2 separate regions of the Mus musculus genome follow, and region 2 is linked to region 1. Evidence: chromatin loops called from intact Hi-C (ENCODE). Cell type or tissue: heart. All regions are shown on one strand. Each heading gives the region's core, and the rest is flanking DNA. Links, peaks and the distances in the headings are about the cores only.

Evidence for each region. Hi-C counts contacts between places; a loop is a spot of excess contacts. Peaks named below come from ENCODE experiments on the same cell type or tissue, not always from the same donor. Only the 100,000 strongest peaks of a DNase experiment are listed, where the experiment ranks them.
Region 2: a loop joins it to region 1, with 5 times the contacts of the local background. A loop is called at or near these places in 8 of 42 quality-filtered maps.

The regions. Positions count from the first base shown.
Region 1 is chr9:20,578,125-20,583,494 of GRCm38, reverse strand. It overlaps Zfp846 (zinc finger protein 846), which reads right to left and starts at 2,167. Exons shown (of 6, transcript NM_172919.2): 1 at 1,817-2,167. Gm51704 (a long non-coding RNA gene) reads left to right here. Exons shown (of 2, transcript XR_003948290.1): 2 at 1-3,145. In heart, for the core only: a CTCF peak has its summit at 1,966; a DNase peak (open chromatin) is centred at 2,094; H3K4me3 peaks cover 1,677 bases; H3K27ac peaks cover 1,155 bases; H3K27me3 peaks cover 1,433 bases.
Region 2 is chr9:20,640,797-20,646,166 of GRCm38, reverse strand. It overlaps Fbxl12 (F-box and leucine-rich repeat protein 12), which reads left to right and starts at 3,361. Exons shown (of 3, transcript NM_013911.3): 1 at 3,361-3,963; 2 at 4,071-4,143. The coding sequence starts at 3,878. Ubl5 (ubiquitin-like 5) reads right to left here and starts at 2,831. Exons shown (of 5, transcript NM_025401.4): 1 at 1,274-2,831; 2 at 908-974; 3 at 678-761; 4 at 508-545. The coding sequence starts at 963. In heart, for the core only: a CTCF peak has its summit at 2,849; DNase peaks (open chromatin) are centred at 1,276, 2,886, 3,496 and 3,936; H3K4me3 peaks cover 4,580 bases; H3K27ac peaks cover 4,288 bases.

The DNA.
Region 1 (5,370 bases), core at 68-5,067:
AGATTTGAATGTGCATTAACAAGTCTACACAGCCATCTCCAGGGCCATCGACTGCACTACAGTCAAGCGCAGGCCAGAAAGAGTTACAACTACAGTAGCAGGGAGCTCAGAAAGCAAGGGAGCCTGTCACAGAAACCCAGGAACCTGATCCACCTCCACAGCCACACCCACCATACATGTCTATACAGAAACAGTAAATAAAAAATTTAAACCATATAATACAAAGTTTTCAAGCACTTGGACTCACTCAGCAGATGCAAAGATATCCAAGAGCCAGGCAATGGCTTAGCCTTCTTGGTACTTTGTAGCAAACCGAAGCCTTTTGTGTTCTACCACTGGAGCGCCTCATAATGCCAATGAGTCCACAACCGCTGAGCTACACAGCCCACTCAAGGCACTATGCCCTCTTACTAAGATAACTATCCTGCTTCCGAGAAACAGCTGCCACTCATGACCAGAACATCACAGCATAACCATGGACAAAGTTACTAAGTAGAACTGAGTAATTCTAGACCCTGTGGCCCCGAAGCCTATGTTACTTATTATCAATCCTTACTGCAGCTTTCAAACCTCTCCTTTGGAGCTACTCTAAGTATGTGGGAGTAAGTGGGAAGGGGAACACACTAATTTTTAAATATAACGTTTGATTTCACTCAGAAATAGCAAAACATGACTTTCTTAAAGAACTTGAGACTCTTCAAAAGTTACCTATAGAACCAGGCATGATGCTAGACACCAGAAATTCCAACTCCTGGGAGGTAAAGGCTGGGGAATTAGGAGTTCAGAGTCAGCCTCAATTACATAGCAAGGTGTATGATAGCCTGGGCTACCTGAGACCCTACTTCAGAGAACAAACAGAGGCCATGGAGCCGGGCGTGGTGACGCACGCTTTTAATCCCAGCACTTGGGAGGCGGAGGCGGAGGCGGAGGCGGAGGCGGAGGCGGAGGCGGAGGCGGAGGCGGAGGCGGAGGCGGAGGCGGAGGCAGGCAGATTTCTGAGTTTGAGGCCAGCCTGGTCTACAAAGTGAGTTCCAGGACAGCCAGGGCTATACAGAGAAACACTGTCTCTAAAAAAACAAAAACAAAAAACAAACAAACAAAAAACAGAGGCCATGGAGATGAACCAGCGAGTAAAGGCCAAGCCAGAGAGCCTGATCTCCAGCGCCCAGATGGTGGAAAGTAAGACCAACCCATGGGAACTGATCTCTGAGCTGAGCCAGGGTAATTCCCACTTTTTTTTCTTTTTCTTTCTTTCTTTTTTCTTTTTCTTTTCTTTTTTTTTTTTTTTTTTTTTTTTTTAAACTCTATAGGGATGTACAGGCCTGGAAACTTCAAATAAAGAGAACAGGGTACTCCCATTCTCACCAGTAGAAAGCCATAATCACACAGTATCTGTACTTTATGTATAAAATGTTCAGGGCAAGGGTTAGTAGCTCACTGAATGAGCAGTTCTACTAGCAGTAAAGTCAAGAGGAGGAGAGGTGAAGAAAGAGAAAGGAAATGGAGAGAGTGAGGAAGGAAAGGCATGGAAAATGAAAAAAGGTTAAGATTAAGGAAATAAACATTTAGCAGGCGGTGGCAAAAGCCTTTAATGCCAGCAGAGGCAGGCGGATCTCCAGGAGTTTAGGTCAGCCTGGTCTACCTAGCGAGTTCTGGAAAAGCCAAATAATAAAGATTGACCTCCAAATAGAAATGTTTAGTCCTAGATACCTACGAATACTTTTTCTACCCGAATGTCATGTGGCAGAATTAATCAGACGATGCCAAAGACAAAGCCACACTCTGCAAGGAACAAATCACAGCCTGGGGCGCTCACCCGAGCTCCACAATCGCTGGGCTGTGCAGTGGAGGCGGCGGCTGCAGAGAGATGGCCCGTGGCGGGCTTCTGTGCTGGAAGAGGAATCTGGAAGGCGGCTTCTGCAGAGGGCGAGCGAGCAGATGGAAGCTTGGAGAGCATTCGCCAGAGGGAGGCGGGGTGCCCGTGAGACCCGCCCGTCCTAGGCTTCGGGCCTACGGGGACCGCCCCTCGGCGAGCTGCACACACAGCCACGCCTTAAACTGACCCTCCACGGCCGCCGTCACCCCCCATCCTTGCCTCGGCGACTTCCTAGACGTAAAGATGAACCGGAGGTGAAGACACTGAGAACTACAGGACGCAGCCATCACTAGAAAAGAGTCGGGCCTTTGCAGGCGTCACTTCCGCTTCCGTCCTGGCGTGAAGCCCGGGAGATTTGGGTCCCAGCCACCTTGGATAGAGATAAAATTCTAGGAGCTGGAGAAGGACCCAGGCTGGATTCCCAGTACCCACATGGCAGCACACAGTCGCCCACCAAGCCTGATCTAATTCTTATCTAATCTAATCCCCATCTCTTTTCTTTCCTTCTTCCCTCCCATTCTTCCCTTCCTCCCTCTCTCCCATTCTTCCCTCCTTTCCTCCCCTCTTCCTCCCTCCCCATTCTTGTTTTAGTCTTAGCCTAGGCTTGGTGCCGCTGTGCCTTTAGTCCCAGCATTCAGGAGGCAGAGGCAGGCAGATTTCTGCGTTCAAGGCTAGTCTGAAAATTGAGACTATGTCTCACACACACACACACACACACACACACACACACACACACACACACACACACAGAGAGAGAGAGAGAGAGAGACTGAGAGAGAGAGAGAGAGAGAGAGAGAGAGAGAGAGAGAGAGAGAGAATATTCTCGAGCCAAAATAAGTGACTTTGGCGCAGGAATACAGATTAGCACTTCAAGTTCCATATGCAAATATGCTGTTTCATGAGGTTATTGCAGTAACAAAGAAAATACTAAAGCATATGACATGTTCCCAGACCTTAACACAATTGACTTCATGGTAGAAAACTCAGCCACAAAACTCAGCATGTAGACAGAACCACTAGCCAAAATGAAAACAAAGACCTAATCCATCTAAGTCTGTAGTTCTGGGAAAGTCTTTAAATGTACAAACCTTGCTGTTTGGCTTCTGTAGTTCTCCTTCTGGCTATATGTTCTCGTTAACTGAAACATGTCGCCAGGATATGGTTTTTGTGTTTAAAAGCTCACCCTGAGAAAGGCTCAGTGCTGCACTGGGATCCGGAACATCCAGTGTAATAAAGACCTGGCTAATAAAGACTTTTTACTGGCTTAAACTCATGTCTGAGCAGTCTTTTCTGGTGGATACCACACTATAAGCACAACACTCCAGATGTGTTGGTAGAAACTCAAGTAGGTCTGTTGCAGAAAAAGAAAATCTCTGCTATAGGCATCAGATGCAATTGTAGCCTTTTGTTTAGCAGAGACTACTGCTGTATTATAGACCTAATAGTCACAAAGATGTTAGGTCACACACAGGGCAAGAAATGGCTCCAAGGGTACTCAAGACTGTTTTTTCAAAGGCCTTTGTCAAAGGCGTCTTTTGCAGCTATTGAGATGATCATGTGGTTTTTGTCTGTTAGTCCATTTATGTGACTTATTACCTTTATTGACGTGTTTTTTAGATCATCCCTGCATTTCAGGGATAAAGCCAATTTACTCAGATGTATACTCTTTTTAAAAATGTTTTTTAGAGTTTTTATTAGATTTATTCATTTTATTTTATATGTGTTTTGCCGGCATATATGTCTGTGCACCACGTGTATGCTTTGTGGACATGGAGGTCAGAGAGGGCATCAGATACCCTGGAACTGGACTTACAGATGGCTGTGAATCAGCATGTGCTGGGAATTGAACCTGGGTCCGCTACAAGAGCAGCAAATGCTCATAGTTGTTGAGCAATCTCTCTAGATCCTTTCGTAATCTTTTAAATGTATGTTTGTATTCTATTTGCAATAGAATTTTAAAGAGCATTTTTGGGATCTATGTTCTGTAGCTGAGTCTTTTTGTTGTTGTCTTTATCTGGTTTTGATATTAGAGTGATACTGGTTTCATAGAATAAGTTTGGGGGTGCTCCTCTCTCTCTCTCTCTCTCTCCTTCCCTCCCTCCGTCTTTCCTTCCCTCCCTCCTTTTTTCTTTTAACAATGTAAAAGTACTGGCTATAGCAGTCAAAAAATTCGACTGTGGATTTGAAAGATTGATAGAATTTGGCTATAAATCCATCTGTCCCTAGACTTTTATTTTTAAACTGGAAGACTTTTTATACCATTTCAACCAGGAGTTATAGCCTGATGATTTTGCTCCAAGGTTCATTCTGCACAAATTCTTAATCTGTCCCAAGGAGGGTTTTTGATTGGGTTTGGTGAGTCTGTTGAATTGCTGCTTCTTTTCGACTGGTGAGCTTCATTTTCCTGAAGGATATTTCAAACCCATCCTGATGTTGAGATTCCCATTGTTTCACACTGGGGGATCATATGCTGCTGAGGGATTCACTTCAGTTGATCTGAATCTGAAACAACACAAGCAAAACCCACCTCCCTCCCCATGGGCCTGAGTGCCTGCTAGGCCGCTCACTCAGTTGGGCACCACACCATACAGGAGCTTTCAGACTATCTTTAAATGAATCTCCTGTTTCTTTCCAATGCTTTTCAGCATAGGTTAGTTATGCTCATCCAAGATTTGAAGACTTGAAGTTTACAGAGACTTCATATATTGGTCACAAGGGAAAACTGGATAACCGTTCCCCCCTTTTGCCTCACCCTCCAATCTGCTCTGTGTAAATACATTATATTTGTATTTAACATGACTACAAACATAATTCTGGGTATATTAAAGACAATTGAATTATAAATAATAATCATTAACTTTTATGTTTTAATTGCCTTTGTTTTAATAGTTTATTACAAATGGGTAATTTTTTTCTTATTTTGTTTTTTGGTTTTTCAAGACAGGGTTTCTCTGTGTAGCCCTGGCTGTCCTGGAACTCACTCTGTAGACCGGGCTAGCCTTGAACTCAGAAATCTGCCTGCCTCTGCCTCCCAAGTGCTGGGATTAAAGGCGTGTGCCACCACTGCCCGGCTAAATGGGTAATTTTTAAGATTAGAATTTTATAAATTAAGGTAATTTATCCACACAGTTTTGAATTGAACCTCTTTTAATACCAAAGTAAACTTTAAGCTACAGTCCAAGAAGAAACTGGGAACTTCATTTCCTTGAATTTCTTTATAAGCTATTCTTTATGATGTAAAGTAACTTAAGATATTTTATGTTAAGTAGTTTGTTTTATCATAAGGATTGCGATTACAGGTGAACATATTAAAATTGGATTTTATAAGGAGATATGAGAATAAAAATTTGTGCAATTAGTCTTTACCTTAGTTTTTGTTACAACTTGGTTTTTCAACTGGTTAAAACTTAACAAAGTTACCAAAGACATAAGGGGTTCTCTTAATTATACATACACTTCAAAGTCAGTTTTTATTACCATAAATCATTATAACC
Region 2 (5,370 bases), core at 137-5,136, 63 kb before region 1:
AATTAAAAAAATATATATATATTGTCCTCAACTACAGTCATATGCCACCTTCACCTTCTGTCCAACAGTCAGGTTGGCGTTAAGTAATTAATATTTTGAACTTGAATATCAAAATCCTTCCAAGCCAAGTTAAACTATTTCACCAACCACCCTGTTCACCAACAAAATAATTCCACAGTTTCCATTTTCTCAGTAGTCACAACAGGGTACATTCTAAGTTAAATATTCCTCTTGCTTAATTTCTGTACAGGTTTCAGTATAGAACCAGAACTCGAGATAAATACATGGCTTCTTGCCGGGCGTGGTGGCGCACGCCTTTAATCCCAGCACTTGGGAGGCAGAGGCAGGCAGATTTCTGAGTTCTAGGCCAGCCTGGTCTACAAAGTGAGTTCCAGGACAGCCAGGGCTATACAGAGAAAGCCTGTCTCGAAAAACCAATAAATAAATAAATAAATAAATAAATAAATAAATACATGGCTTCTTTCATGAACTTCAGGAAAAGGATACAATCTCCCAGAGACACGTGGTCCTTAAAAATCGTGTACCTAAGGGATTCAGAGAGAAGCTGATAAGGGGTGGGGTGTCTTTTGTTCTGAAAACAAGCTGCGTACTCTTCGGGGTTGCCTGAGGTGCTCACCCCAACCGAAACCTTCTAGCCTAATACTGCACTTACTTACCACTTTTTAAGAACGATCTTGTTCCAGCGGGTGCCAGTTTGAGCAGCTATCAGTTTCTTCAAGTCGCCGATGGTGTCATCGGTGCTGGGCACGAAGGAGTTAAGGTAAATGAAAGGAAGAGGTAGACCGAGGAAGACGTAATCAGGCCTCCCCATAAGCGTCATTTAACTGAAACCATCCAACACCACCATCTGCCCCAGAGCCACTGCCAGTCACCCCTCGGTGGATACTTGCACTTAACGCGGACTTTCTTTCCGAGACGGTCGTTGCAAACCACCTCAATCATTGTGGCTGGAGCTACACCAGGTGGAGGGAGGGATGAAAAGCAACAGAGTCAGGCCTTTCGGGGTCGCCCAGGTTCCTAAAGCCCCTTCCTAGGTTGAGCTCTCTGGTCACAGTTCCCCTAACACCAGATGCAATCCCCTGCAGCCCCAGTCTACAGTTTCAATTGCCCGGACTACAGACAGTCGCGACTCCGCCCCTTAACTGCGGCAGTCCGGGCCCCAGACTCACCCGGCTTTGCCTCCCGCAACCCCTAGGTTCCCAAGTCTTGGCAGCTTCCCGTGATCTCGGGCCTCTCATTTTAGCCTTCTCACCTCCAATATCCTCGAACCTATCGACGACACAACTCGTAGCTCGAGCGAGGAACCCCGGCCGGAGTTAAGCCTGCAAACAGGAAGCGGAAGTGATATAACGGAACCACCGGCCCTTAGGTGCTTCCGGGTTCCGGGCTAGGATTTGCGATTCTGTTGCGCAGTGTGGATGAGCTGGGACTTGCTAAGAATGGATTTACAGCGGACGTTGGAACTGGTGTTGGAGATTCCTTCATCATGGAAGAAACCTAAAGGATCTCAGCGGCGGGGTGCTCGACTACTCCCAAGCCAGACAATCCTCCTACCGCGGAATCCCGGCTGCAGGTGTGCCGAAATGGAGTCATGCAGGGCCTGTGGCTTTCTGCTTTCATTCAAAGCTCAGCCTCAAACCCTGTGCTTGCTTCCCCGCCCCTGGTCGTAGTGACCGTTTCAGAGACTCCAGGGGTGCAGGCTGCAGTTGATGAAAACTAAGTCGGATCCTGGTTGAGAGGCCATGCATGTTGCGTACCACTCCGCGTGTCCGTGTCCTGCCTGCGAAGATGTTGGAAATAGCATACGGGGAAAGAGCTTTTGCTTTGATTCTTTAATCTTGTTCCAGATTAAAGAATCGCGAGAGCTGGTGGGAGAGGAATCCCTTCTTAAATTCAACCAGTTTTGCCTCTATTGAGCGATTTCTTCTTAGCAGACAGGATTCTTAGCAAGGTAAGCATATATTGACTCAAGAAAAAGAAAAGTCTTACCCAGCGCCTTGTGCTTACCTAATACGACTTATACAAAATTTAATCCTTATGCGTAGGCAGCAAAAGGCATTATTCTTGCTTTCTATTGCGGCTGTGGCCACGCCTCCCTGGCTTGGCCGTCCTGCTGGCCCCTCACTCCCATCCCAGTCACACCTTTCAGTTTCGAATGAAGTCCTGTTCTGTGTCTTTAGTGCTTAGATATGTTCCAGTCTCCCCAATGCCTCGTTTCCGTCCTGAAAAGACTTCTCAGGCTTTACCGGATTCGTTTCCGTCTCGAAAAAAAACTTCTCAGGCTTTAAGTCTCTTGGCATACATACAAGAAAAGTGGTGGGGTTTGTTTTTCTTGTTTTGTTTTGGTATTTGTTTTAGTGTTGGAGGTCGAACCTAGGGCCTGCTAAGCATGCTTACCAGCCAAAGGCTCTCCCACTGAGCTGCACACCCAGTTCCTGGTTTAGCTCTTGTTTCTGTCTCCAGCGATGCTTTTAGGGCCCCCGTCGCTGCTCTTATCCATTCTTCCAGTCATAAGTCTCCCAGCCTGTCCCTTTGTCGCCCAGCCATTCCAAACTTGATTCCATCCCCTATATCGGACCTTGTTCCGCCTAAGCTAGGTTTTACAAGTTTAGTCTTCAGGCGCAATTAGGATCCCTAGTCCTTGAGCCCCTTCCCACACAAGTCATGGTTTCTGGGTTTGTTGCTCTGTTAACTTTTCCCTGCTCAAGTCATGCCTCCTGGGTATACATACGGTCTGGTCGCAGGCTGATCTCTGCCTTGGCAGTAACCCTAAGCCTTTTCCAGCACAAGCCAAACCTCCGCACGCCACTAGTCGCTTAGCTCTAGACGCGCCCCTTGTCTCTTCCTACTGAAGCCACGCCTTCCCATTGTTGTGGACGGCCTCCAATCAGCTCCTCTGCCGCTGGCCACACCCTTCCACTCGGCGGCGCTTTTTCAAATGCTAGTACTTTGGCCTTGTTTGCAACGCCTGCTGCCCTTCGTCTCTGTCTTTTATCCTCTCTCCCAGAGTCCCACTTTGGGAGTTTGCTGCTTTTCCTCTGACTGGCCTCCAGGCCCCCGGGCCCCCGGGCCCCCGGGCCTCCTGGCCCCTGGGCCCCTTGGCCACGCCTCAGGACCACTCCCCGCCCGTCGGAGCCACGCTTTCTAGGCGTGTTGCTTTCTTCATCCCAGCTTGCGTGGGGTCTACCTGCCTCTGCTCGCCACGTCTCCCGGCTATGACTACGCCCTGAGCCCCCTCCTCGCCAGAGTCACGCCTTCTGGGTTGTCTGCTGACCCCATTTGGGTTTGCTGCTTATACTTAGCTCCACCTCATGGCCACGCCCCCGAGGCATTCTTCACCTTCAGCCTTCTGGATTTGCTGTTAGCCTTCCTCTTGGCCCTGGCCACGCCTCGTGCCCCCTCCTCCACCAAGCCACATCCAGGTTTTCCTAGAGTCACGCCTTCTGGGTTGTCTGCGGACCCCTTTTGGGTTTGCTGCTTATACTTAGCTCCACCTTATGGCCACGCCCCCGAGGCACTCGTCACCTCCAGCCTTCTGGGTTTGCTGTTCGTCTTCCTCTTGGCCCTGGCCACGCCTCGTGCCCCCTCCTCTCCCAAGCCACATCCAGGTTTTCCTATTTCCAGTTCCATCCGCTAGCCAAGCCAGTCAGGCCTAGTCAGTCTCTAGTCTTGACCTCTAAACGGTCGTCAGCCCGCGCCTGTCCAGTCCCGGGGCCTCGGGCACTTTCCTAGAAAAGTAGGGATTCTCGGCGGGCCTCTGAAAGTCGCGCCGGTTTGGCCAGTCCGACCACCCCAGCGCTGTCCAGGGAACGCGGCCTCGCCGCCACCGGAAACGGAAGCGTGCGACAGCTGGACCATGGCGACTCTGTTTGACCTCCCAGACTTGGTGCTCTTGGAGATCTTCTCTTACCTCCCTGTCCGGGACCGGATCCGCATCTCCAGGTGCCGCCCCGCTCCTCGGGGGAAAGAGCCGGGCATGGGCTCGGCAGGAGATGCGGATCCGGTCCTAGCGGGCCGGGGTCGTTCTAACGGCCGGTCCACTCCTCCAGGGTCTGTCACCGCTGGAAGAGGCTAGTGGATGACCGGTGGCTATGGCGACACGTCGACCTGACGCTCTACACGGTATGCGGGACCCGGGAGCGGTGCGGGGAGAGCCACCCCCTGCCCTGGGACATGGGGGTGGGGGTTGCTTTATTTTGCTTTCTAGTGTTTGTTTGCTGTTTGTTTTATTTATTTATTTTTGATAGTTTCTTGAGGCTTTTATTTTTCTGGATTTTCGTTGGTGTTGCTTCTTGGGGGGCTGAGGGGGTTGTTTTGAGACAGGGCCTCTAGGCCAGGCTGACTTCAGCTTCCTATGAAGCCGAGGCTGAGCTTGATACCTACCTCGACCTTCTAAATATTGGGATTAGCAGCGTGGGCCCCATGTGTGGTTCCTGTGCTACTGGGAATGCAATTTAGGTTTCTTGAATGCTAGGAAGGAACACCTCTGAGTCACGTACTGGTTTCCAACTAACCACCCCCTGCAACAACCTCCTGAGTGCTGAAGTTACAGCTGTAGGAGAAGGCCCAGGAAGTGTTTGGGTTTTGTTTGTTTGTTTGTTTGTTTGTTTTCTCGAGGAAAAATTTCTCTGTAGCCCTGGCTGACCTGGAATTCTGCTTCTCCAGTGCTGGGACTAAGGGTATGCACCACCATACTCTGCTGGTTTGGTATTTAAGTGAGTTCGTGCTTGGAATTTTTCTGCCTGTCCTAGTGCCAGCCTTTACCTCCCCTTCAATGCTCAGACCTCAGTTTCTCATCTAAGATATGGGGATTAAAAATAATGCTTGTAGGCCAGGCAGTGGTGGCGCAGGCCTTTAATCCCATCCCTTGGGAGGCAGAGGCAGGCAGATTTCTGAGTTCGAGGCCAGCCTGGTCTACAGAGTGAGTTCCAGGACAGCCAGGGCTACACAGAGAAACCCTGTCTGGAAAAACAAAAAAAAGTACCTTCATGTTTCATGTCTGATGTATTGTAGAACTTAGCCAGTATGGCCAGTGTGTGTCTCCAGCATTTAATAAATGCAAGCTTATAGCTTTTCAGTTTTCTAGTTTTGTTGTTTTGGTTTTGAGGTGGGTCTCATGTATCCCAAAATTAGCTTCTAGCTGGCTGTGTAGCCAAGGATGGCAGAAGGTTCTGCTCCTTTTGGTCTTTTCCTCTTGAGTGCTGGGATCACAGGTATGTGCTATCACATAGTTGATGTGGTGCTGAGAACAAAATCCACGTTTGCGTTTGCCAGGCAAGTGCTTCATTAATACAGCCACACCCCCAACCTCTGTTTTTTGGTGTTTTGAGACAGCATCTGTCAATACAA